Regions from separate parts of the Homo sapiens genome. Here region 1 is linked to region 2. The links are chromatin loops, found by intact Hi-C in ENCODE. Cell type or tissue: B cell. All regions are shown on one strand. Each heading gives the region's core, and the rest is flanking DNA. Links, peaks and the distances in the headings are about the cores only.

Evidence for each region. A loop is a pair of places that touch in the nucleus more often than their neighbours do. Peaks named below come from ENCODE experiments on the same cell type or tissue, not always from the same donor. Only the 100,000 strongest peaks of a DNase experiment are listed, where the experiment ranks them.
Region 1: a loop joins it to region 2, with 5 times the contacts of the local background. A loop is called at or near these places in 3 of 110 quality-filtered maps.

Annotation. Positions count from the first base shown.
Region 1 is chr10:100,673,712-100,686,057 of GRCh38, forward strand. No RefSeq gene overlaps it. Among named protein-coding and RNA genes, the nearest start is that of PAX2, 66 kb to the right of the region's middle. RefSeq lists enhancers at 6,907-7,518, 10,143-10,644. In B cell, for the core only: no CTCF peak of the experiment used is centred there; a DNase peak (open chromatin) is centred at 7,220; H3K27me3 peaks cover 4,659 bases.
Region 2 is chr10:100,818,238-100,830,363 of GRCh38, forward strand. PAX2 (paired box 2) reads left to right here. Exons shown (of 10, transcript NM_000278.5): 8 at 6,411-6,512; 9 at 8,772-8,858; 10 at 9,306-11,707. The coding sequence ends at 9,382. Among named protein-coding and RNA genes, the nearest start is that of PAX2, 79 kb to the left of the region's middle. In B cell, for the core only: a CTCF peak has its summit at 8,854; DNase peaks (open chromatin) are centred at 7,874, 8,794, 9,324, 10,614 and 4 weaker places; H3K4me3 peaks cover 4,027 bases; H3K27me3 peaks cover 6,660 bases.

The DNA.
Region 1 (12,346 bases), core at 2,858-10,857, 150 kb before region 2:
CAAAAATAAGATGTAGACCCCTATCCTCAGGGAATAGTCCAGTCTAGTAAGGAAGACCTACACTAGTTAATCAACCACATAACAAGGTGCAAAATGCAAGTCTGAGAAGCCCGAGATTGTGGCCATAGACATGAAGGTCAGTGGCAGGTACAACTTACAAATTTGGGGGAGACAGAAACAGTCAGATCATAGTAACAACCATCCTTGAAGAACGTCTCCTTTGCAGGGATAGGGGACAGGCACCTTCCAGGAGACAGATTCAGGTTCTTTTCCTTTTCCTTTATTTTTTGAGATAAGGTCTCGCTCTGTCACCCAGGCTGGAGTGCAGTGGCATGATCTTGACTCACTGCAACCTCCGCCTCCCAGGCTCAAGGGATCCTCCCACCTCAGCTTCCTGAATAGCTGGGGCTATAGACACACACTACCATGACCAGCTAACTTTTCTATTTTTTGTAGAGATGAGGTTTCGCCATGTCACCCAGGCTAGTCACGAACTCCTGGACTCAAGCAATGCACCAGCCTCGGCCTCCCAAAGTGCTGGGATTACAGGCATGAGCCACCTCGCCTGACCTGGGCTCTTGTCTTAAGAAAGAACTTTCTAATCATTACAGCTGCCTGAAACAGAAGAGACCTATTTCAAGACAGAGTGAGTTTCCTGCCCTGGAGGCATTCAAGTAGAGGCTAAAGCCCCCCAAAATGGGACTAGTGTGGGGAACAATGAAATCCTTGGCTTCTAGGATCACTTACAGACCCAAGGTTTTAAGGAGTGTGTCCCCAGAGGAGAATGATTTCAGGCACTTTCAGGAGGATTATTTTCACCAAGAAAGTAAAAAATGATTCAGGCTGCACACAGGGAACCTTTCTTATGGACATAGGGGCACCAAGGACAGAAGCAGGCCTAGGTTTTCCTCCCCACAGGGTGTCTCTGAAGCCACCCCAGTCTTGCCCAGCTGCCCCCCTCCCCTATGTCCAAGCCCACAGGTTCTCTAGGTGACCCCCATCTTCTCACTCTGGTTCCAAAAAATGAACACAGATCATTTGAACACAGGCAAGGGGCAGGGCAGGAGGAAGAGGACACAGTTTGCAGTTGTAGGGCATTTGGGATGCTACCATCAAGGTCACTGTGACTCCCAACACCTTTGCTGTGGAGGTGTAATCCTGGGCAGTTCCTAAGGAGCCACTCCCTTGTTCATTGCTGTGCTGTCTGTGCCAAGCAGAGACTGGCACAGAGAAGGCACAGCATGCAGAAAGCAGCTTTCTTTCTTTCTATTTTTAAAAAAAGACAGCCAGGCATGGTGACTCACATCTGTAATCCCAGCACTTTGGGAGGCCAAGGCAGGTGGATCACCTGAGGTCAGGAGTTCGAGACCAGCCTGACCAACATGGAGAAACCCCGTCTCTACTAAAAATACAAAAATTAGCTGGGCATGGTGGCGCATGCCTGTAATCCCAGCTACTCAGGAGGCTGAGGCAGGAGAATCTCTTGAACCCGGGAGGCGGAGGTTGCAGTGAGCCGAGATTGCGCCATTGCACTCCAGACTGGGCAACAAGAGCAAAACTCCATCCCCCCAAAAAAAAAAAAAAAAAAAAAAAAAAAGAGAGACACATCATCACTGTACAAATTGTAAACTATATAGAAAATATAAAGAAAGCCAGAAATAAAGCCCACTGGAGTCACAGAACCACTGTTGCTATTTTAGTGACCATCCTACCAGAAACATCTTTCTGCCTTTAAATAAACATATATATAGGTGTGCAATACAAACACACTAACATTGTATGTTCTGTTCCATAATCTACCATTTTAATCAATAATACAGCATGAACACCATTCTGTTTCAATAAAGAGAGCTATATGATTGTTTTAGTAGTTGCATTATAGTCCATTGCATTATGTACTGAGCCAGTCTTCTGTTGACAAACATCTAGGTTGTTCTCAGTTTTGCACTTTTAAAAAAAAATTTTTTGAGATGGAGTCTTGCTCTGTTGCCCAGGCTGGAGTGCAATGGCACAATCTCGGCTCACTGCGATGTCCACCTTCCAGGTTCAAGCAATTCTCATGCCTCGGCCTCCTAAGTAGCTGGGATTATAGGTGTGCACAACCACGACAGGTGAATTTTTGTATTTTTAGTAGAGATGAGGGTTCACCATGCTGCCCAGGCTGGTCTTGAACTCCTGATCTCAGGTGATCCACCCGCCTCAACCTCCCAAAATGCTGGGATTACAGGTGTGAGCCACCATGCCCAGACAGTTTTGCACTATTTAAAACACCCTGAGATGAATGTATTTGCAGACAGATCTTTTTGCACTTGTACAATTATCTCCTTAGGGTAAATTCTTAGAAATGGAATTATTGGATTCAGGCTGGACACAAGGAACCTTTCTTAAGGACACAGGGGCACCGAGGATATTTTATATTTGGGCACACACTGTCAAACTGCCTTTTCCAAAGGTTGTACCTCTGTATATTCCTATCCAAAGAGGTTATTATTAGTCCTTTATCCTTTGCTTAAATCAAGCTTGTCCAACCCATGGCCCGTGGGCCGCATGCAGCCCAAGATGGCTTTGAATATGCCCCAACACAACTTTGTAGGCTTTCTTAAAACATTTTATATATATATATACACACACATATATATACACACACACACACATATATATACACACAGATATATATACACACACACACACACACACACACATATATATTTATATTTAGCTCATCAGCTATAGCTAGTGTTAGTGTATTTTATGTGTGGCCTGAGACAATTCTTCTTCCAGTGTGGCCCAGGGAAGCCAAAAGATTGAACACCCGGGGCTTAAATGAATGAGCACTTTCTTGAAAGACAAAACAACAACAAAAACTTTGATTCAGACCAGTTTCCTGCCTTTATCTCTCTCTCTCTCTCTCTCTCTCTGTGTGTGTGTGTGTGTGTGTGTGTGTGTGTGTGTGTGTGTGGACACATCTGTGATTATGAAGGTCTAGGTAAGCCTTGTTTCCTAGTATAATTGTATATCTGTCTGTGTTCTCTGTATAATCATAAATCTCTACCTAGTAAGCTGAAGTCCTGAATGAATATTCTTAAGAAAGGGTTATATTCCCACCTCAGTGCGGGGATGAGGTCTGTTTCAGCCTCTCCAGCCCCAAGGATATTCTCCCATTGTCAGTCTTGCCACTATCTCTGAAGTCTCCCGGCCAAGGCTGTTAGGGAGAGGATAGAAAGGGAAGCTACACTGGGTTTGCCCACAGTGGGACCTCAAGTGTTAACTTCGATTTTCCTCAAAAGGTGTCCCTGGACTGGGTGCAGTGGCTCATGCCTGTGGTCCCATCACTTTGGGAGGCCAGGGTGGGTGGATCACCTGAGGTCAGGAGTTCGAGACCAGCCTGGCCAACATGGTGAAACCCCGTCTCTACTAAAAATACAAAAATTAGCCAGGCATGGTGGCATGCGCCTGTAATCCCAGCTACTCGGGAGGCCGAGGCAGGAGAATTGCTTGAACCTGGGAGGTAGAGGTTGCAGTGAGTTCAGTTGGAGTGCCACTGCACTCCAGCCTGGGCAACAGAGAGAGACTTCGTCTCAAAAAAAAAAAAAAAAAGTGCACCTGATACCGTGGCTGAGGGGCATAGAACCATGGTGGAAACAGTGCACTACAAGTCACTCTAGAGGCCCCCACAAGGGGAGGAAAGCGGTGAGGGTAAAATGTCTAAGGTTCTTCCTGCCTGGGGGGCCTGCTCTGCAGAACCCTCCCCTACTCTGCTCTCTCTGTCAGTATCCCTCACACATGTGTCACCTCTGCACTCACACATTCACATCTAATCCCACAACTTATATACTTCCCTTACAACCACACCCATACCCTCTTATTCTCACATAATTTGTCTTATAATTTTCACACCTTTACACCCACATTCTTGCACACAGCACATTCACAGAATTTGATGTTTACACACTCCCACCTACATTATTCACTCCTGTGCAGTCTCACACTGATATACTTCATCTTAAGGAAGTGTAGTCATGAGTTCCTTTCAGTCATTGTCATTTATGTTGTTGAAACCATACCCACAACCCTGCAACTCAACCCAACACTCTTCTTTCGTACATTCTCACAGTCCAACAGAATTCACAGTCATACTTTCACATTCTCCTCAAATCTCTTGAACACATGCAGTTACCCAGAGAATCTTACAACATCATAGCTCATCAGGCCGGGCACGGTGGTTCACGCCTGTAATCCCAGCACTTTGTGAGGCCGAGGTGGGTGGATCACCTGAGGTCAGGAGTTCAAGACCAGCCTGGCCAACATGGTAAAACCACGTCTCTACTAAAAATACAAAATTAGCCGGATGCGGTGGTGCTTGCCTGTAATCCCAGCTACTCAGGAGGCTAAGGCAGGAGAATCGCTTGAGCCTGGGAGGCGGAGGTTGCAGTGAGCCAAGATCACACCATTGCACTCCAGCCTGGGCGACAGAGCAAGACTCTGTCTCAAAAAAAAAAAAATCATAGCTCATCTAGTCTACCCTCCTTATTTTACAGGTAGGATAGCTGAGCCTCTGAGAGGAAAAACATGAGTTGATCAAAGTCATACAATCAGTTAATGGCAAGTTCAAGATGTTAACTCCAATCTCATAACTCCCACAATAGTGCTTTTTCCTGTGGCCAGAGTCCTTCCCTCTCGGTCTTCCTTTCAGTCCCCTGTGCCAAGCCCTCTGCACTGACTCTCAGAAACATTCAAATAGAGGAAGTCGCTCTTGGAAAGACCGGCAGCCGGGTAAGTGGAACAAGTATGCATTTGGAATACAAAAAGAGCCTGAGCAGGAATATCAAATAGCTTGTAGGCTTAGAGAGAATATATGTAAAACACTTGGTACAAAGTAGCAACTGTGAACACTTGTTGGGCACTTACTATATGCTAGGCACTATGCCAAGAACTTTATATATTATCTCATTTAAGTTTTATGAACTTTTAAAGTACGATTATTTCGCTATCACAGAAGAAGGAAGTGAGGTCCAGAGAAGTAAGTCACTTGCCTAAGGCCACTCAGCTAGTGAATTTTGAGACCAAGATTATGCCCTGCTCTGGTTTTCATGCATTATATTATGCTTCTTCCTTCAATAACAAAGGTCACTCTATTGAATCCTTACTTTGTGGCAGACTGTGTGCTATATATGCATGGTTTCTATGTATCTTTGCAGATAAGGAGACAGAAGCTTGGGGGGTGCTTAATGGACAGTATGTTTTATCATTATAGACAGGGAGATTCTAACTTCAAAAGCAAATTTAGCTGTATTTTGCCACAAGGTAAATTATTCAGTTCATGTAAATCTTTAGTGGATCTGATCATTCCCATTCTCATTCCCATTGATTGGTTTATTTTATTATTATTATTATTATTATTTTGAGACAGAGTCTCTCTGTTGCCCAGGCTGGAGTGTAGCAGTATGATCTCAGCTTGCTGCAGCCTCCGCCCCCAGGTTCAAGTGATTCTCCCACCTCAGTCTCCCAAGTAGCTGGGATTACAGATGTGTGACACGACACCCAGCTAATTTTTGTATTTTTAGTAGAGACAGGGTTTCACCATCCAGGCAAGTCTCAAACTCCTGGCCTCTTGTGATCTGCCCACCTCGACCTCCCAAGGTGCTGGGATTACAGGTGTGAGCCACCGAACCTGGCTAATTGGTTTATTTTAAGTCAATCTTCCTTCCTCAGATCTGTAATTCCCTGCAACTCCACCCCAGTGTATCACAGGAAGAGAGTCCCTGCTGTGATCATACACACAGTTGTTGACTTCCACTCACTAGATGAAGTCATATTCAGGCACACTTCTTACACATGCTGTAAGGCCACTGTGGCTTAATCAATTAGCAAGACCATTAGGAAATGGAGTCAAAATACGTGGGATCCAGTGCCATCCCTTACTAACTGGAAGACCTCAAGCAATTACTTTCTCTGCCTCAGTTCTTGCATCTGCAATACTGGAATGGTAATTCTTCCCTCCCAGCATTGTTCTGAGTTTAAAATGCTGTAAGATATTATTATAGAAAGGCTGGCATATAGTTAGCACTCAAAACTTACTACTCACAGTCTCCCACAAAGATATAATACCAGCGCCTCATACCAACCCACACAGAGACAGTCACAAAAACCTGTAGACAGGCCCCCATAACACACCAGACTGTAGACTTGCTCAGATCTGCTAGGGGGCTGTTAGAGTAGTTGAGAAAGAGGTTCTTAAGTAACCTTGGACAAGTCACTTAACAGCTCTTTTTTATTTATTTATTTATTTTTTTAGAGCGGAGTGTCGCTCTTGTTGCCCAGGCTGGAGTGCAGTGGTGCAATCTCAGCTCACCACAACCTCCACCTCCCAGCTTCAAGCGATTCTTCTGCCTCAGCCTCCTGAGTAGCTGGGATTACAGACATGTGCCACCACACCCGGCTAATTTTGTATTTTTAGTAGGACAGGGTTTCTCCATGTTGGTCAGGCTGGTCTCAAACTCCTGACCTAAGGTGATCCGCCTGCCTCGGCTTCCCAAAGTGCTGGGATCACCACCGCGATGGGCCAACATCTCTTTTTAAGAAAAAAAGACTAAAGACTTAAAAAACAAACAACCATAACCACAATACCACTATCACACCTACAAAATTGGTAAGAATTCATTAATATCATCAATTACCGAATTCATATCCAAATTTTCCTTTTTTTTTAACATTTGGTTTGTTCAAATAAGAAACCACACAAGTTCCACCCAATGATGTATTTGGTTGCTTTTTTCTTTCTCTTTTTAAAATGTGTATGAATCTCTTTTCCCTTTGAAGAACCTGGGTTATATGCTCAAAAGACTGTTCCACAGTTTAAAAAATTCACTTTAAAAAAACTTATTTTTAATGCACAAGTAATATATAAATGTACTATTGGTTGTGAAAAAAGAATAGAAAGGAAATCAGACACTACAGATGAAGTGAATGTCTCCCTTGACCATCCCCAATGCCAGCTCTTTAACCTAAATCTCAGTTTTCTCATCCTTAAAATGGGAAAACTTCCCTTCTTAGGGTTGCAGTGAGAATTAATTCTACAGAGGTTGGAAGCGCTTAGCTCATTGCATGCCTCACGTAATCGTTCAGTAGAAGTCGCCTGTAAGTATTTTTCGTCATTGCTCTGATGCCGGCAGACGCAGAAAAGCCGTCCGGCCCCGTGCGCGTTCAGCACCCTGGACAGAGGTGGCGGCGGCCCGCGCCCTCCCAGCCCAGCCCAGCCCAGCCTCCCCCGGCGCTTGGGCTGGGATCTGTAAATGAAACCGCCCGGCTTCCAGCGGGTCCGGTGCAGCCGGTGAAGGGGAAAGAAATCCGGGATTTTCCGAGCCGCCTGCTTCGGCTCTGCGTCTGGCGGAGACAATTACTCGGATACGCTCCGGCTGGCCTTCCCGAGGCCCCAGGTCATTTCAGATCTGGGCCCCGGTCCTTGGGCAGAAGCTGGGCCGAGAAGATCTGGAGCCGGTGCCTCAGTTTCCCGGATTTCCGCGAGGGAGGACCGCGGAAATCGCCACAGGAGACCCCCTGGGGATCCCTCCTGCAACCCCTTCCCTACACACACACACACACACACACACACACACACACACACAGACACAGACACTCAGCCTCCACTGCCCTTGGGAGTTGGGTTGGGGAGCGGGTGGCGGTGTTTGGATGGAGACAGCAGCCTCCTCCGGAAGCCGGCCCAGGGCACAATTAGCAGGGAGCGGAGACGCCCGCGAAGGCTGATTTAATTAGGTGACACGGTGCCAGGCAGGGATGCGGGGGGAGGGGAGAGCAGGGTCAAAACATTTTGTAAAAATCTGTTTCACAAACGTTGCTGCTCCCCTCGGGCCAGAGAGAGATTACTGCGTCTTTGGTGTCGATCAAGGCTGGCAAGAGGCAGCCAGGAGGATGGGGACATATCCTTCTCCTCAGCCTCCCTCTTTTGTCCAGTCTCCAAAACAGTCCCAGGAGCCATCAGCTCCTCTAGGGTGCAGGGTTTGGGATGACCTGGAAAGAGACCACTTTTATAAGGGGGAACAAAGTGCTGTCTATCTGATGCATACTCATCTCCCCAATATTCATAAGAATAATATTACCAGGAGTTGCTGGAAGCATCTACTTTCCAAATAAAGCTATCATTTGCTGAGCAAGTACTCTGCCATTACTAGCTGTCTGATCTTGGTTATTTATGTTCTGTGCCTCAGTTTCCTCATCTCTAAAACAGTAAGGACCCTTCTAGAGTGGATATGAGGAGTAAAGGAAGCCAATATGTAATAGTAAGCACTTAATAATGGTTTGTTTTGTTATTATTATTTTATTACTATTAGGTGCAGTCTAGTTGTTTGACATCTTTTGTCTCTATTCCTCACAACTCTATGGCATAAATATGATTGTTCTCATCTTATAGATGTAGAAACTGTGACTCAATGAGTTTAAGTAACTTGCTGTCACTGACCTGGTTAAGGGCAGAGCTAGGAATTAGACTCAGGGGCTGGGCACAGTGGCTCACGCCTGTAATCCCAGTACTTTGGGAGGCGGAGGCTGGTGGGTCACCTGAGGCCATGAGTTCCAGCCCAGCCTGACCAATATGGTGAAACCCCGTCTCTACTAAAAATACAAAAATCAGCCAGGTGTGGTGGCATGAGCCTGTAGTCCCAGCTACTGGGAAGGCTGAGACAGAATTGCTTGAACCCAGGAGGTGGAGTTTGCAGTGAGCCAAAATTGCCTCACTGCACTCCAGCCTGGGTGACAGAGCAAGACTCTGTCTCAAAAAAAAAAAAAAAAAAAAATTGGACTCAGAACTGTTTGGTATTAGAGCCTGTGCTTTTTCACCATCCCACACCTGAGCTGCCTCAGTTTCCCACTTGTGATCTTCTCTCAGTCCACCTTCCTGGATCCACCACCATAACTGTACATGCCTCGTCCCAACCATGTCTGGCACAGCCAAACCCACCTCCAGTACCCACAGATTTGTGTGGCACTGAGTAAAAGGAAGCATGCAGCACACGTGTGCACACACACGTACACAAATGTGCATATGTCACCAGAGACAGTCATACAGGATCACCCTCCCACAGAGAGAGAGACTACCAAACTCACTATCTCACTCAGAAGTAAAGCAAGCCATACACAAGTGCCTATCTGCCATTGGTCACATTCAGAGCACCCCATCACAAGGGAAAGAGGTTTCACACAGAGAAATAGTGACACCCAACATCACAAAAGAGATGTAATGTACAAATACACAGATACACAAGGTATGTAACACTTCCACATACAAACACACCAAAATAATAAGATATGAACAACTGTACACAGCCACATACACAGGAAGATAGGTTTTTTTTTTTTTTTGTAAGACACCATTTATACAGATACCCACAGAGATACAAAGTCACAACATAGCCACTGGCACACACCATCTCATGGAGAGGTATAGCTACACACCCACCATAACACCCACAATACACCCACACTTAACAGCTGTAGCCAGACATGATGTGACAGAGAAAGAAAATCAGTGAAAATCCAGTCCATATGCACACACTTCCTAGACACACCTGCACAGATCACTGAAGACAGGAAACCATAATCTCACAGGCACACAAACATACACACCGCCAGTCTCCTTTCAGACCCTCTGGGAAGCTGGCTTCAACCCAAGAGCATTCTGCCTCCTAAAGTCTTCAGGGAATGGGGGTCAGTTGACTCCCTTCCCCTCCCTTCTCCAAGCTGAGTTTAGGGCAGCAGGGACACAGTCCTCCAGCAGACATAGGGAGGGGACCCTGGGCAGCCGATCTTAAGGACACCTTGTCTAGCATCATATTTAGCCCAAACTGAGGCCAGCTACTGGGACTTAGGGGCTGTCCTTCCATCCCCCCAATCCATTTCCCCCACCATCCCAGCCTCATGCCCCAGCATTATTTTTCAGAAAAAGGCTGATGGATTTATCAACGACTCCTTCCCTGGGGAGCGAGGACTGTCTCCTCAAACCTCTCCCCCACCTGTTGTCACCTACCTGTGCAGGTGCTGTGTCTCAGCAGCTCAAAGCTCCAGCCTCGGCAGGGTCCCGAAGGCAAGTGGGTGGAGCCTGGTTCCATCCTCTGCACCCCCCAGTTCTAGCTCCCTCTGCAGCTGCCCCTCCAGCTCCAGGCCCCCTGGGCAGCCCCCTCCCTCCCTGCCGCCTGCTTGCCCGGCGCTGTGTCTCTTCTCTGAAAACCAGACTAGGGACGGGGGGAGGGGGGAGGATCCCAGGAGAGGAAGTGGCATCTGACGGCCCCGGCACCAAACCTGGGGGGCTGCAGGGGGGAGGGGAGGAGCAGGGAGGCCTCTCATTGTGTGAGGGAAATTTTATTTTTAACAGATGCTAAGGCAGATGGCACAGAATTAACAGAAAATGGGAGAGGAAAGAGAGGAAGAACATTACTGACTCCGGAGAGAGTGGACATTAAAAAAATAAAGAATAAGGGAATGAAAACAAGTTTAAGTGCTCTCTCCGGGGGGGAGGGGGGAGGGGAGGAGAGCTGAGAGGCAGAGAGGGACGGAGCAGCGTGGTGATAACCAGAGGCGTGAAATTACAAAAGTAAAATTTGTGGGACTCGGGAGGGGCTGAGAAGGCCCCAGTTTCATTGCAAAACTCACTCAGAAATTACTGATGTGATGTTTGAGCTTTTATCATTAATAATAATCTAGAGGGGAGGGGAAGACAAAAGGACTTGTGGGCTGGGTGGGGGGGTGTTGAGGCCCCAGGAAAAAAGGTGCGTGCGCTGTGGGGCAGGGGTGAGAGAAAAGTCATTTCTGTGACAGAAAAAAGAAGGTAAGAGAGAAAAACTCAGGGAGACACAGCAGAAACTGAGACAAATGGAGAGACAGAGGCAGAAGAAAAGGAAAGGAAGGAGAGAAACAAGAGAGAAAAAGGAGGAAGAAGAGAAGCTGTGGGAGAAGGGTTAAGATAGAAGGGGTGGGGGGAATGAAAGGCAACTAAAGAGAGATCCGGAGGTGGTGCGGCGGAGACAAAGAGACAGAGACGGCAAAGAAGACAGAGATGAGGAGAGAGACAGCCAGGAAAACTGTATCAGAAACAGAGCAAGACAAAACACACAGTGCACTCAGGGGTATGGAAACTAGCCCCAAAGCCGAGTGAACAATGGGCAAAGTGACCAGAAGCAGGGGGCCCAGAGAAACACGGCAGGAAGACAAAGACAAAAGAACAGCGGCCCGGACAGACAGAGAAATGGATGAAGAAAAAGAAAGAGTTGGGAAGAGTGAGAGACAGAGTGAGTGAAAGGCAGAACAAAACAGAGAGAGAACAAAAAAAAACTCAGACAGACTTTGAACAAGACACAGAAAGAGTTGGAAAGACAGAAATTTCAAGAGAGAGAGAAAGAGACCCCCACAATCAGGATGAGAAAGGTGAGACTCAGAAAGGGAGAAAGAAAAACTGAGCCTGAGGCAGAGAGAGACAGAGAGGCTGTGGGGGAGACGACAGAGAGGGCAGGAAGGGAGGAAGGGATGGGAGACAAAGAGGAATGGCCGTTTATCTCTCCTCCCAAATTAATTGAGGCTACATCAGCCTGAGCCACTAAAACGGAGCGATTATGAATGGGTTAGTCACAGGTGGAGTTAAAGGCCTTCAGAGGGATATTAGCCAAAATTGAGTGGCTTTTAATTTCTTTCTAACGAGAGACTGTGGCTGGGGAACCAGGCACCGCCTCCACTCAGCTCCACTGCTAAACACGGCGTGCAGGCAGCCTGGGCCACTCGCCACCTGACCTGTGTGGCATAGGCAGCCAACTGGAAATGGCCATGCCTGTGACATGCCTGCCACATGCTTGCAACATGCCTGTAACATGGCCCCCCACACAATGGGGGGCCACCACCTTTGTGGTGGGTGAGGAGAAGGAGGGGTCAGAGCCCTTGGAAGTGGCCAGGCGAGGGAACACATGGGCAAAGGCTGAACAGTCTTGGATGTGGAAGAGGGTGAGAGGGGAAGTAGATGCTTCATTAAAAGTCCTGCCATTGCTACAGGGTTCCCCAATTACCCCGATCCCACTTTGAGGAAGGCATCATGGTCCAGCATTGCTTTTCTCCATCCTGGAGAAACCAAGTCCCTGAGATTACAAGTACTATTGCCAACTTACACATGAGTGACAGTGATGACCTGAACCCTAGGAGCAGGATGGTGAGGCCAGAGACCCAGATGTGAGTCTCAACTCAGGCAGAACCCTGGATGACACCCCTCTGGCTGGGCCTCGGTTTCTCCATCTATAAAATGAGGGAGCTGAAGTCTCAGATCTCTGCTAGCATCAACATGAGTGAGAGACAG
Region 2 (12,126 bases), core at 4,127-12,126:
GATAGAACTTTTGCTATATAAATCTATGTCTAATAAGTCTCATCTGAGCCATCATGAGCAGCAGTTTCTGCTTCTTTCGTGGCTTCCTTTTTATTTCCTTGATCTTCTGAATGCTGACATTTTCCTTGACTTGAGATGCAACTCCCTGCTACTTCACATGTTATTTTGCTGTGCTTTGTATCATCCTGTTTATTGATACAATTCAAGTAGTTGCAAACAAATCAGTGTCTTATGCCAAAGAACGGGGCTCTTTCACTTTTTTATAAACAGTGCTTATTAATCTTTAAGCCATATTTTTTGAGAATATGATAAAAGTCATGTACCATCTACACAGAAAGATACAGATATACAATGTCCATAACATTTTATGTATAGATTTATATAGACCCCTTGAAGTGATCTATGGGTTCTTGAGGGATCAGTTAACCCCAATTTAAAACCCCCACTGTAAAAAAGTGGAAGAAACTGAAACACATAAGAAACAAGAAGTGACAAGATGTTCTGTTATAGGAAGGATTCACTTAGCATGATCCCATATTACTTTCCTGGACCAAACACCTATCTATTTTCTGGGTCTGCACTATTTGAGAACAATATCATTCCAGGATCATTTCCCAAGTATACAGCCTGTTCTGTAATCCAGTTTCTGCCATCTACTAGCAGTGAAATCTCAGACGTAATATTTGGCCCCTCTGAGTTTATTTCTCATCTATAGAATGGGGATTAAAGGCCGGGCGTCGTGGCTCACCCTGTTATCCCAGCACTTTGGGAGGCCGAGGTGGGTGGATCACCTCAGGTCAGGAGTTCGAGACCAGCCTGGTCAACATGGCAAAACCCTGTCTCTACTAAAAAATACAAAAGTTAGCTGGGTGCAGTGGCAGGCGCTTGTAATCCCAGCTACTCGTGAGGCTGAGGCAGGAGAATCACTTGAACCTGGGAGGCAGAGGTTGCAGTGAGTGGAGATTGCACCACTGCACTCCAGCCTGGGAGACAGAGCAAGACTCTGTCTCAAAAAAAAAAAAGGGGGGGGAGTTTAAAAACATATCAATGGCTGGTCCCAGTGGCTCACGCCTGTAATCCCAGCACTTTGGGAGGCTAAGACAGGCAGAGCACCTGAGGTCAGGAGTTGGAGACCAGCCTGGCCAACATAGTGAAACCCCGTCTCTACTAAAAAATATAAAAATTAGCCAGGCATGGTGACAGGTGCCTGTAATCCCTGCTACTTGGGAGGCTGAGGCAAGATAATCACTTGAACCCAGGAAGCAGAGGTTGCAGTGAGCCGAGATCGTGCCACTGCTCTCCAGCCTGGGTGACGAGAGCGAGACTCCGTCTTAATAAAAATAAAAATAAAAATAAAAACATCAACATCATAGGGTTGATATGAAGATTAAATGAGATAATACATCATATAAAATGTTAAGGACACCGCCCAGCATATAGAAGGTGCTCAATGAATGCTAGGTAGTCCTGGCCCAAGTAGAAACACAGCTCTGACCTTGAATCTTAGACCTGATGGTGAAAGTAGCACAAATTACCTGATGACTACAATTTTTCAACTTTCTTAATAAAGTCTTTCACTTTGCTTTTCTCTGTACTTGTAAGGGGAGCTGCACTTAGATTCTCCAAAGCAGTTGATTTGATCTGGCCCATTTGGTAAGGAATGTCTGACGAAAGTGCACTGTCTGATGCAGTTGTAGTGATTGCTGTAGAAATTGGCTTTAGAATCTTCAGGGACTTCTGCAGTTGAACTGAGAAGACATCCTCATCAAGTACAGTGCTTTGAACACTTCTGGGGACTTTAAGATTCTCCACTACCACTGTTTCTTGAAGACCCTCTTTGTTTTTCAGAAAACTCTCACAGGAGATTAATACTCCACCCCATGGAGTTTTATTATAGACTTTTGGCATCGGGATTTTATTCTCTGAGTCCTTTTTATCCACAGCCATGACGATATGAGACTTTGTTTGTCAGATGACTTCTTTTCCTTTTCTTTGGCTCTTTTGGGGAGTATCTGGCTTCGTGTTATTAAAAGGCAGTGTGGTATAAACATGGCTTCAAATTTTGGCTGTATCATTTACTAGCTGTGTAGTCATGGGAAAACTGTGATGCATCTTTGTGCCTTCATTGTCTCACCCTTGAAACAAGGAAGTTACCTCATCATCTGGAAGGCTATTCATCTTTAAAAACTTTGTAACCTTGGCCAGGCGCGGTGGCTTATGCCTGTAATCCCAGCACTTTTGGAGGCCAAGGCAGGCAGATCACTTGAGGTCAGGAGTTTGAGACCAGCCTGGCCAACATGGTGAAACCCTGTCTCTACTAAAAATACAAAAATTAGACGGGCATGGTGGCACACAACTATAGTCCCAGCTACAGGCTAAGGCATGAGAATCACTTGAACCCAGGAGGCGGAGGTTGCAGTGAGCCGAGATCGCACCACTGCATTCCAGCCTGGGCGATAGAGCGAGACTTCATCTCAAAAAACGAAAAACAAAAAACAACTTTGTAACCTTGGAAAGCAAGTGTCCAACATGAAATGCCCATCTTCTTGTAATAATATGTGGGGTTTTGTCCATTTGTAATTTCTGATGCTGTTTTTATGTTACTGGCCATTGTCATTGAGCAACAAAAATCCTCTACTGCTTTCTGTTGGGTGGCACATATTTTATAACTGATGTATTCTGCCACATAACTGTTTTCTCCTTTTTCTGTGCTTTTGCTTGTTTGTATAAAGGAGGTGCTGTGCTGTTGTACAGTTTTAGAGTCTGTCTGCACTCATGTTTTTCCATCCATCTATAGTACAGCAAGGCCCAGTGCTCTGTCGATTCTTGCTTGCACAGATTCCATTACCCATTCATATTCTTTCACTAAAAGAGGCTTGCTCAAAGAATGCTGCTGGGCAAATGGTATGACAGTCTTAGTAATTTGAAAACTTCCTGCAGTATGTGTTTTCCATTATTGACAATGGTGTTCCAGAAGAATATATGGCAAGAGTTTGGTCAATTTTTTCTGCTCTTTAAGTGTCACCTGTGTGCTAATGAAGCAATTGAGAGTGCTTTGTATGCAGTGGCCAGCACCTTTGCTGGCTCAGGGGTCCTGAACAGGGTACTCCTTTGTGGAGATACTGGTGTTATAGACTCCGCAGCAGCAGGTGCACAGCTGTATGCAGAACACGAGGAAGCTTGCGTGCTTTTTCCTTGTCTTGGGACTCTTCTTTCACGTTTTAAAAATTTCTACATGGCACTGCCCAACTTCAGTTTTCTAAATAGAATTTGGCAATGTGCCTTTCAATCAGCTGTTCAGTGGGTGACTTTCAGCATGCAAAAGTTCCTACCTGAGGGAAGTTGCCATTTTGCAAGACAGAAAGGCAGTAGAAATAAAACTTTCCAATAGGACTGCATCCAGGTTAGCTGGAAACATCTTTCTAGTTATCCAGCCTGTCTTCCTTCCTCCTGAAGTGAGGTAGGAGATTCCGTGACAAAACCTTAGATTATAAGGAATTCATGGTGACAGATTGTGGGAATCATAAAACTGAAAACCAGAATTCAGATGCATTTAAATTCCTGTTTATTAAGAAAGAGGCACACCCCTTTTCCTGCTGCTTTGCAGACTTTATGATGACAGGGAAGGAGGAATTAGGTTTCTATATCTGTTCAGCTTCAAAACTTCTGCGTCTTCCCTAACTCGATCCTGTCCTGGGCCTTTCTCTTTTTTTTGACCAATAAATGCCATATTATTAATCTCTCTAGGAATTGATTTTGATATTGCTGTCATTGTCTACTTCAGGTCCACTCCACTGAGAGACAGTCAGGAGGAGTGTAGCTTTCAATGACAACAGAAGTCAATAAAAGAAAACCCACATCAAAGCAAACACAAATCCTTTATTCTGTCTCTCTAGGAGTCAAAAGTGATCTCTTGTTTGGCAGTTCTACTCTGCTTGTTCTCGAGTTTTAGGAAATGAAAGATATTGGCTATATTAGACAGGTATAGAGGAAAGTCATTCTATTGCATAATAAAGTCACAATATATGAGTCCCTCACTGTAAACCTCTTATCAGCCTATAAAAAATCATAATCTATTGTTTAAATTGTTTTTTAAAGAAAAAGCATATTCTAATATTTACATTTTATCCAAGCCTTTACTTCTTTAATGAGACCAATATACATGAAACAATAAAAAAAATGATAACCCATCAGGAATTGGCTGTTAAGTGCAATAGATTGATGGACGATTAATCAACAAGTGTTTATTGAGCATCTACCACGTTCTCAACTATGCAGGATAAAGCAGAAGACAGGGTCCTGCCCTCAGGTTGCTTATGATCTGTTTGAAGAAGCAAGCTATGATATGAAACATCAGGGCTCATATATTATGAAATATAATGGCATGGTAAACCATGCAGCACAGATGCTGTAGAAGTTTGGAAGAGAGAAACTTCCCTGATGGGTAGAATGGTAGGGATTTTAAGGCTTCAGTGGGGAAGGAGAGGAAAACCGTAAGGAAGAAGAAAAGGTCATGGCAAAAGCATAGGGGGTTCACATCACACAAGCCATGAAAACAGTCAAACTAAACCAGGAGAGGTGATAATCTTAAGTTGGATGGAGAGAGTACCTTAGCAGCTTTAAAAGCCACAGAGTTTCATTTCAAACTATAGACTACAGGGAATCAGTAATAGTTTTTACAAGGGAAGTGGTGTGATGAAAGCAAAGTTTCATGAGGACTAGCCAAGCAGCCACATTTAGGACAGACAGGAGGGGAAGAATGTGGAGTCAGGGAATGCAAGCAAAAATATTCTGTGGCAAAAAGAAGGTGCTTAGAAGCTGAGCTAGGAAGGTAGTGGAAGAAATGGAAATTGAGCAGATGTAACAGACATTGCCAAGGAGAATTGACAATACTTGGTGACTGACTTCATCTAGAATGGGAGGAAGAAGGCTATGTCAAGAAGGACTCCAAAGTTTTTGGTCTTATGATATTCAAGATCATAAGAACCGACAGAGGGAAGATGAATCTGTTTTTATTCCAGTTAGGTTTGAGGTAACAGAGGGACAGCCAAGGAAAATGTTCAGCAGGGTACTAGAAATGCAAAAACCTGAGCTGTAGCTCTGTATAGCTAGGGAAGGATAAATCACTCAGACGTGTCAAGGTAGGGATGAGGAAACTCATACAGCTCTGGAATGCAGGGAGGTGAGGCCATCTTCAAAGGGAGAGTAGCAAAGAGAGAGAGAGATGCTTTGGAATAGCCATTGGGAGAATAATGACTATGGCCCAGCTGATGAAAAGAAAGTGAACGGGCCCAGGTATGCATAGTTCTGTTACTTTCTCCAGCCATGCCTTGCCTTCCCAAGGATAGACAGAGGCATTAGAGTAATAGAGTGGCATTGGCTAGTGAGGAGAATAAGGGGAATCTGGAGGGGTTAAGGGGGTTCCAGGAGGTCCAGGAGAGGATAAAGAGATTATGGCAGAGGGGAGAAAGCAAATTATTATTAGAGATCAGAGCATGCTAAATTGCAAAGGGAGGTGGTGGCCCCTTCATAGCCATGGAGGATGCAGGCAAGGTAGGGAGCCCAGTCATGTGCAGCTGTGTCCCAGAGGACATGTCGGTGGACCAGGGGTAGCACCCTCATCTTGACTCGCTTTGTCTCCCACCCTCCAGGCTTTAGCTGATAGAGCCCTCCAGGGACAGAAGTCCAGCAGCTGGTGGGGGAGCAGATTTTGCTCATTGGAACTTTATCTGGTCCACTTGCACTTTTGGCTCAAAGCTCCTGATTCACTTCAGGGTGGTTTTCTATCATGTAAATGCCATAAACACTAACAGCAAAATAGCCCACTGGCTGCCCCCCTGCTCTCCACACCTGCCAGGACCAGGACCTGCAGCTCCACTTGGAGAGGACAAGGAATAGCCATCAGTCCCTGTAGGGGTGATGGTGGGGTGTCCTCCAAGCCTGAAGGAAAGATGGGGTGTTAGGGAGAGGAAAGATAAGCAAGATGATAGAGGTCCATTTGGCTGCTGGAGAGACCACAGCTGAATATCTTGCTGAGAAGGAGGAGTAAAACCAGGTCATCTCCCTCCCATCTCCATCTGGGTTTGGAATGCACAGAGACACAGGCAAAGGCAGATACACACACACACACACACACACACACACACACACACACACACAAATACACAGAGACACAAAGAGCTACACAAAACAGAGATGCGTACACACAGCTGATCATAGACATTTAGCTTAGACACATGCAAAGGCACACTCAGATGGCGCATTCAGGTGCACAGTGGCACACATACCCCTGCACGTCTGCACAGAGCTCTTTCCTCTCCAAGAGTTTCCTCTCCGTGCAGTACCCTGGTGTGAGTAGAGGCAGGCCCCTTTCTTCCAGGCCTCACCCCTTCCCCTTTGTGTTTTTCCAGGTCGTGACATGGCGAGCACCACTCTGCCTGGTTACCCCCCTCACGTGCCCCCCACTGGCCAGGGAAGCTACCCCACCTCCACCCTGGCAGGAATGGTGCCTGGTAGGTGACAATGCTGCAGCTGCCTAATCTAGGTGGGGGGAACTAAATTGTGGGTGAGCTGCTGAATGGTCTGTAGTCTGAGGCTGGGGTGGGGGGAGACACAACGTCCCCTCCCTGCAAACCACTGCTATTCTGTCCCTCTCTCTCCTTAGAGGCTGCAGTTGGTCCCTCATCCTCCCTCATGAGCAAGCCGGGGAGGAAGCTTGCAGAAGTGCCCCCTTGTGTGCAACCCACTGTATGTCATGGCCCCTCCACAGCGCCCACCCACCCAAGTCTGTGCCCGAGGAGCACTCAGCCTCAGCTCCACCCTCAGTGCCCAGCCCACCCCAGCCAGCTGACACTGCTTGGAAGAGCCTGCCCTGGTTTCCATGGAAACTTGGAGCCAAGAACCATTTCCAGGGGCATGTCAGTCACTCAGACAAAGCCACCCTGGTCCACACCAAGACACAAGGGAAGACCAATGTTGAGAACCAACCCCAACCCCAACCCAGAGACAGTAGGGAGCTAGTCCCTAAGAGGAATGGAGGTCAGGCTGCGGCGGGAAGCAGGGAGAGTCGCTGCAGTGAGACAGGCTAGAACACCCCTATACCTCTTCAGAGGCACCCAGCCTTCCATTGCTTCCCTGGGGCTCTGACCCATCCCTAATCAGAGGAGTTGGGTTTGGGTTGTTTGAATCAGAGAGACAGAGGCTGTATTTAAGGTCTGGTGACTGCAGCTGGAGGTTGTACTATACCTAACCCCTAACCCCAGATTGGGAGCAGGGTCTTGAAGCCAAAGAGAGTTGAAGTTCCTATGTGCACAAACACCAAAACACTCTTGTCTTAAGGAGGGTTAGACTCACTCAGCCAGCAACTCACTCCCTCTGGCCGCCCTCTATGTGGCCTTTCCCTGAAGTTCAACTCTCATTGGTATGGGGAATGGGGAGGATAGAAGAGAGTGGTTGGCCCCATCCATCCAGGGACATTTAGGTATAACCCTGGGTAAGCAGAGCTTGGGGTAGGGGCAGCGGCAAAGAGGGAGATTGCTGCTGGGTCTTATGGACTAGGGGCTGAAGGGAGTTAGAGGTGTGGGTAAAGGGATTCCTGCCCAGATTTAGGGGAAGGAAAGTAGAAGCCTTGTTGGGAGGCAAGGAGATTTTAGGGAGAAACTCCCAGCAGTGAGCAGGTGGGGGCTGGAGGAGGTTTTAAAGAGGTGGGGTGAGGGAAGAGTGGGGAGGTGGGGGCAGGGAGTCTGCAGGGAGGTGGGGAAGAGGGGAGCCGCAGAGAGCTCGTGGTGTCGAGGGGGGAGTCGTTAAACAGAATCTAGTGCTGATGAGGAAATTACACTTGTTTCATTAGCGATGGGGAAGGAGATAGCTCAGTTCCTCTTGGTCACAGTTGAGCTCAGAAGCTCATTATCCTGCTGCACGCATGCTTTCCCTCCTCGTCAATAAACAGGCTTTCCAGTGGCTGCATCCCCCACCCCCACCCCAGCTCCCTCTCAGAGAGGGGCCCCTTCTCCTCTACTTAACCCGCGGTTAGGGATCACTGTAAACAGTCTGGGGTCATCACACAGGAGAAAGGGCGAGGGGGAAACCTGGAGGCCTGGCCTTTCTCCCGCAGAGGGAGGGAGGTAGCTTCCGACGACGGCTCCCAACCCACGGGCCCTCCGCTCACCGCTAGCGGACCAGCGGGCAGTCCACCTGCGCCGCCTCCATCCCCTGCCGCGTAGCCCACGCATCCAACCTCTTGAGGGAAAGGCGGGAGGGCGGTGTCTCCCAAAAGAGCTCCCACCTCTTGTGTTGGCACTGCACATTGATGCCATTCTTAGGACTTTCTGGGAGAAAAATGTCCCGAAGGCCTTTCTTCGCCACCGCCCCCCACTCCCATTTCCACCCATTAGGGGCCATGCCTCCTAGAACCGGAGTGGCATCTATAAAGGCCCTGGCCCCCAGCGCGACAGGGTGGACGCGCCCCAATACAAACCCTTCGTGGGTGGCCGCGAGCGCCTCCGCTGGGAAGCCCTGGGCGGGCACCGGCCCACAGGTCCCGCCCGTGGGTGTGCGAGCGCGTCGGTGCCTCCCGCCTCCCCGGGCTCTCTCCACGCGGACGCGGTGATCGCCCCACCTCCGCCCGGCCCGCCCGCCACGGCCATTACCCTGCCCGCGACACCTGCGCCTGAGACCCGGCGGGAGGAGCGGGCGGAGAAGCCACCGGCCGGACTCGTGGGGTCCGCCCTGGCTTGCAGGCGTCTGATCCCCACTCCCCGACCCTCCCGCAGGGAGCGAGTTCTCCGGCAACCCGTACAGCCACCCCCAGTACACGGCCTACAACGAGGCTTGGAGATTCAGCAACCCCGCCTTACTAAGTGAGTACGCCACCTGGCTGGCCGGCGGCTCAGCGCGGCCGCGCGGCTTCTGGGCACGGTCCCACTCCCGGCGACCCGACCTCTGGGGACCCGGCCGGGCCAGGGGGACAGGCTTGTTAGTGCAGCACTGAGGCCCGGGGACCCCTCGAGGACGCCCGCACCTCCTGCCCTCCCGTGCCCTCCCTGGTCGCTCGAAGGCTCTGCGCCGCCCTCGCCCTCGGATCCCCTGGAGGGTGCGCAGCCGGGCGTCACCAGATCGGGTCCCTCTCATGCCCCGTGAACGCAACTATTCTCCGGGGCAACTGGCTCCACTGCCCAGCCAAGGTCTCCCAGTCCGGATCCCGCTGGACCCCAGCCAGGGGAGGTCTTTTCTGTGCTTTTCTTTCCTTTTTTGTTCTCCTGTTTGTCCTCTCACCCAGCCCATTCTTCTCCTGTGTTAACTTCCAGGTTCCCCTTATTATTATAGTGCCGCCCCCCGGGGCTCCGCCCCTGCCGCTGCTGCCGCTGCCTATGACCGCCACTAGTTACCGCGGGGACCACATCAAGCTTCAGGCCGACAGCTTCGGCCTCCACATCGTCCCCGTCTGACCCCACCCCGGAGGGAGGGAGGACCGACGCGACGCGATGCCTCCCGGCCACCGCCCCAGCCTCACCCCATCCCACGACCCCCGCAACCCTTCACATCACCCCCCTCGAAGGTCGGACAGGACGGGTGGAGCCGTGGGCGGGACCCTCAGGCCCGGGCCCGCCGCCCCCAGCCCCGCCTGCCGCCCCTCCCCGCCTGCCTGGACTGCGCGGCGCCGTGAGGGGGATTCGGCCCAGCTCGTCCCGGCCTCCACCAAGCCAGCCCCGAAGCCCGCCAGCCACCCTGCCGGACTCGGGCGCGACCTGCTGGCGCGCGCCGGATGTTTCTGTGACACACAATCAGCGCGGACCGCAGCGCGGCCCAGCCCCGGGCACCCGCCTCGGACGCTCGGGCGCCAGGAGGCTTCGCTGGAGGGGCTGGGCCAAGGAGATTAAGAAGAAAACGACTTTCTGCAGGAGGAAGAGCCCGCTGCCGAATCCCTGGGAAAAATTCTTTTCCCCCAGTGCCAGCCGGACTGCCCTCGCCTTCCGGGTGTGCCCTGTCCCAGAAGATGGAATGGGGGTGTGGGGGTCCGGCTCTAGGAACGGGCTTTGGGGGCGTCAGGTCTTTCCAAGGTTGGGACCCAAGGATCGGGGGGCCCAGCAGCCCGCACCGATCGAGCCGGACTCTCGGCTCTTCACTGCTCCTCCTGGCCTGCCTAGTTCCCCAGGGCCCGGCACCTCCTGCTGCGAGACCCGGCTCTCAGCCCTGCCTTGCCCCTACCTCAGCGTCTCTTCCACCTGCTGGCCTCCCAGTTTCCCCTCCTGCCAGTCCTTCGCCTGTCCCTTGACGCCCTGCATCCTCCTCCCTGACTCGCAGCCCCATCGGACGCTCTCCCGGGACCGCCGCAGGACCAGTTTCCATAGACTGCGGACTGGGGTCTTCCTCCAGCAGTTACTTGATGCCCCCTCCCCCGACACAGACTCTCAATCTGCCGGTGGTAAGAACCGGTTCTGAGCTGGCGTCTGAGCTGCTGCGGGGTGGAAGTGGGGGGCTGCCCACTCCACTCCTCCCATCCCCTCCCAGCCTCCTCCTCCGGCAGGAACTGAACAGAACCACAAAAAGTCTACATTTATTTAATATGATGGTCTTTGCAAAAAGGAACAAAACAACACAAAAGCCCACCAGGCTGCTGCTTTGTGGAAAGACGGTGTGTGTCGTGTGAAGGCGAAACCCGGTGTACATAACCCCTCCCCCTCCGCCCCGCCCCGCCCGGCCCCGTAGAGTCCCTGTCGCCCGCCGGCCCTGCCTGTAGATACGCCCCGCTGTCTGTGCTGTGAGAGTCGCCGCTCGCTGGGGGGGAAGGGGGGGACACAGCTACACGCCCATTAAAGCACAGCACGTCCTGGGGGAGGGGGGCATTTTTTATGTTACAAAAAAAAATTACGAAAGAAAAGAAATCTCTATGCAAAATGACGAACATGGTCCTGTGGACTCCTCTGGCCTGTTTTGTTGGCTCTTTCTCTGTAATTCCGTGTTTTCGCTTTTTCCTCCCTGCCCCTCTCTCCCTCTGCCCCTCTCTCCTCTCCGCTTCTCTCCCCCTCTGTCTCTGTCTCTCTCCGTCTCTGTCGCTCTTGTCTGTCTGTCTCTGCTCTTTCCTCGGCCTCTCTCCCCAGACCTGGCCCGGCCGCCCTGTCTCCGCAGGCTAGATCCGAGGTGGCAGCTCCAGCCCCCGGGCTCGCCCCCTCGCGGGCGTGCCCCGCGCGCCCCGGGCGGCCGAAGGCCGGGCCGCCCCGTCCCGCCCCGTAGTTGCTCTTTCGGTAGTGGCGATGCGCCCTGCATGTCTCCTCACCCGTGGATCGTGACGACTCGAAATAACAGAAACAAAGTCAATAAAGTGAAAATAAATAAAAATCCTTGAACAAATCCGAAAAGGCTTGGAGTCCTCGCCCAGATCTCTCTCCCCTGCGAGCCCTTTTTATTTGAGAAGGAAAAAGAGAAAAGAGAATCGTTTAAGGGAACCCGGCGCCCAGCCAGGCTCCAGTGGCCCGAACGGGGCGGCGAGGGCGGCGAGGGCGCCGAGGTCCGGCCCATCCCAGTCCTGTGGGGCTGGCCGGGCAGAGACCCCGGACCCAGGCCCAGGCCTAACCTGCTAAATGTCCCCGGACGGTTCTGGTCTCCTCGGCCACTTTCAGTGCGTCGGTTCGTTTTGATTCTTTTTCTTTTGTGCACATAAGAAATAAATAATAATAATAAATAAAGAATAAAATTTTGTATGTCACTCCCCATGGCTCCAAGTTTGTCTCTCCCTGTCTCTGAGATGGGCCTCCCCTCCATTGGTCGATCCCCAAAAGCCCCTTCAATGATCCTCCCAACTACACTCCCGCTGCCACCTCCAACTCCTTTGCCGAGACCCCCTTGGCGGCAGCTGAACCACGGCGAAGGCCGAGACTAGCCTGCCCTTTAGTAGCCACCCTCCCCCACGCACCCCGGCCCTGGGGACAGGAAGTTCTTACTCTCCGAAACTTCAGAATAACTCCTAGTTAGGCGCCTATACTAGGCCAACTCTGTGGTCCTACCAGTACACCCGCACCCAGATTTAGGGTGCTGGCTCTCAGAACCCGAAGTCTGAGGCCTTCTCCACGTGGGTGGAGGGGTGGTCGTCTGTCCTATCTCCTCCCTCCGTTCCCTATCCAGTGCAGT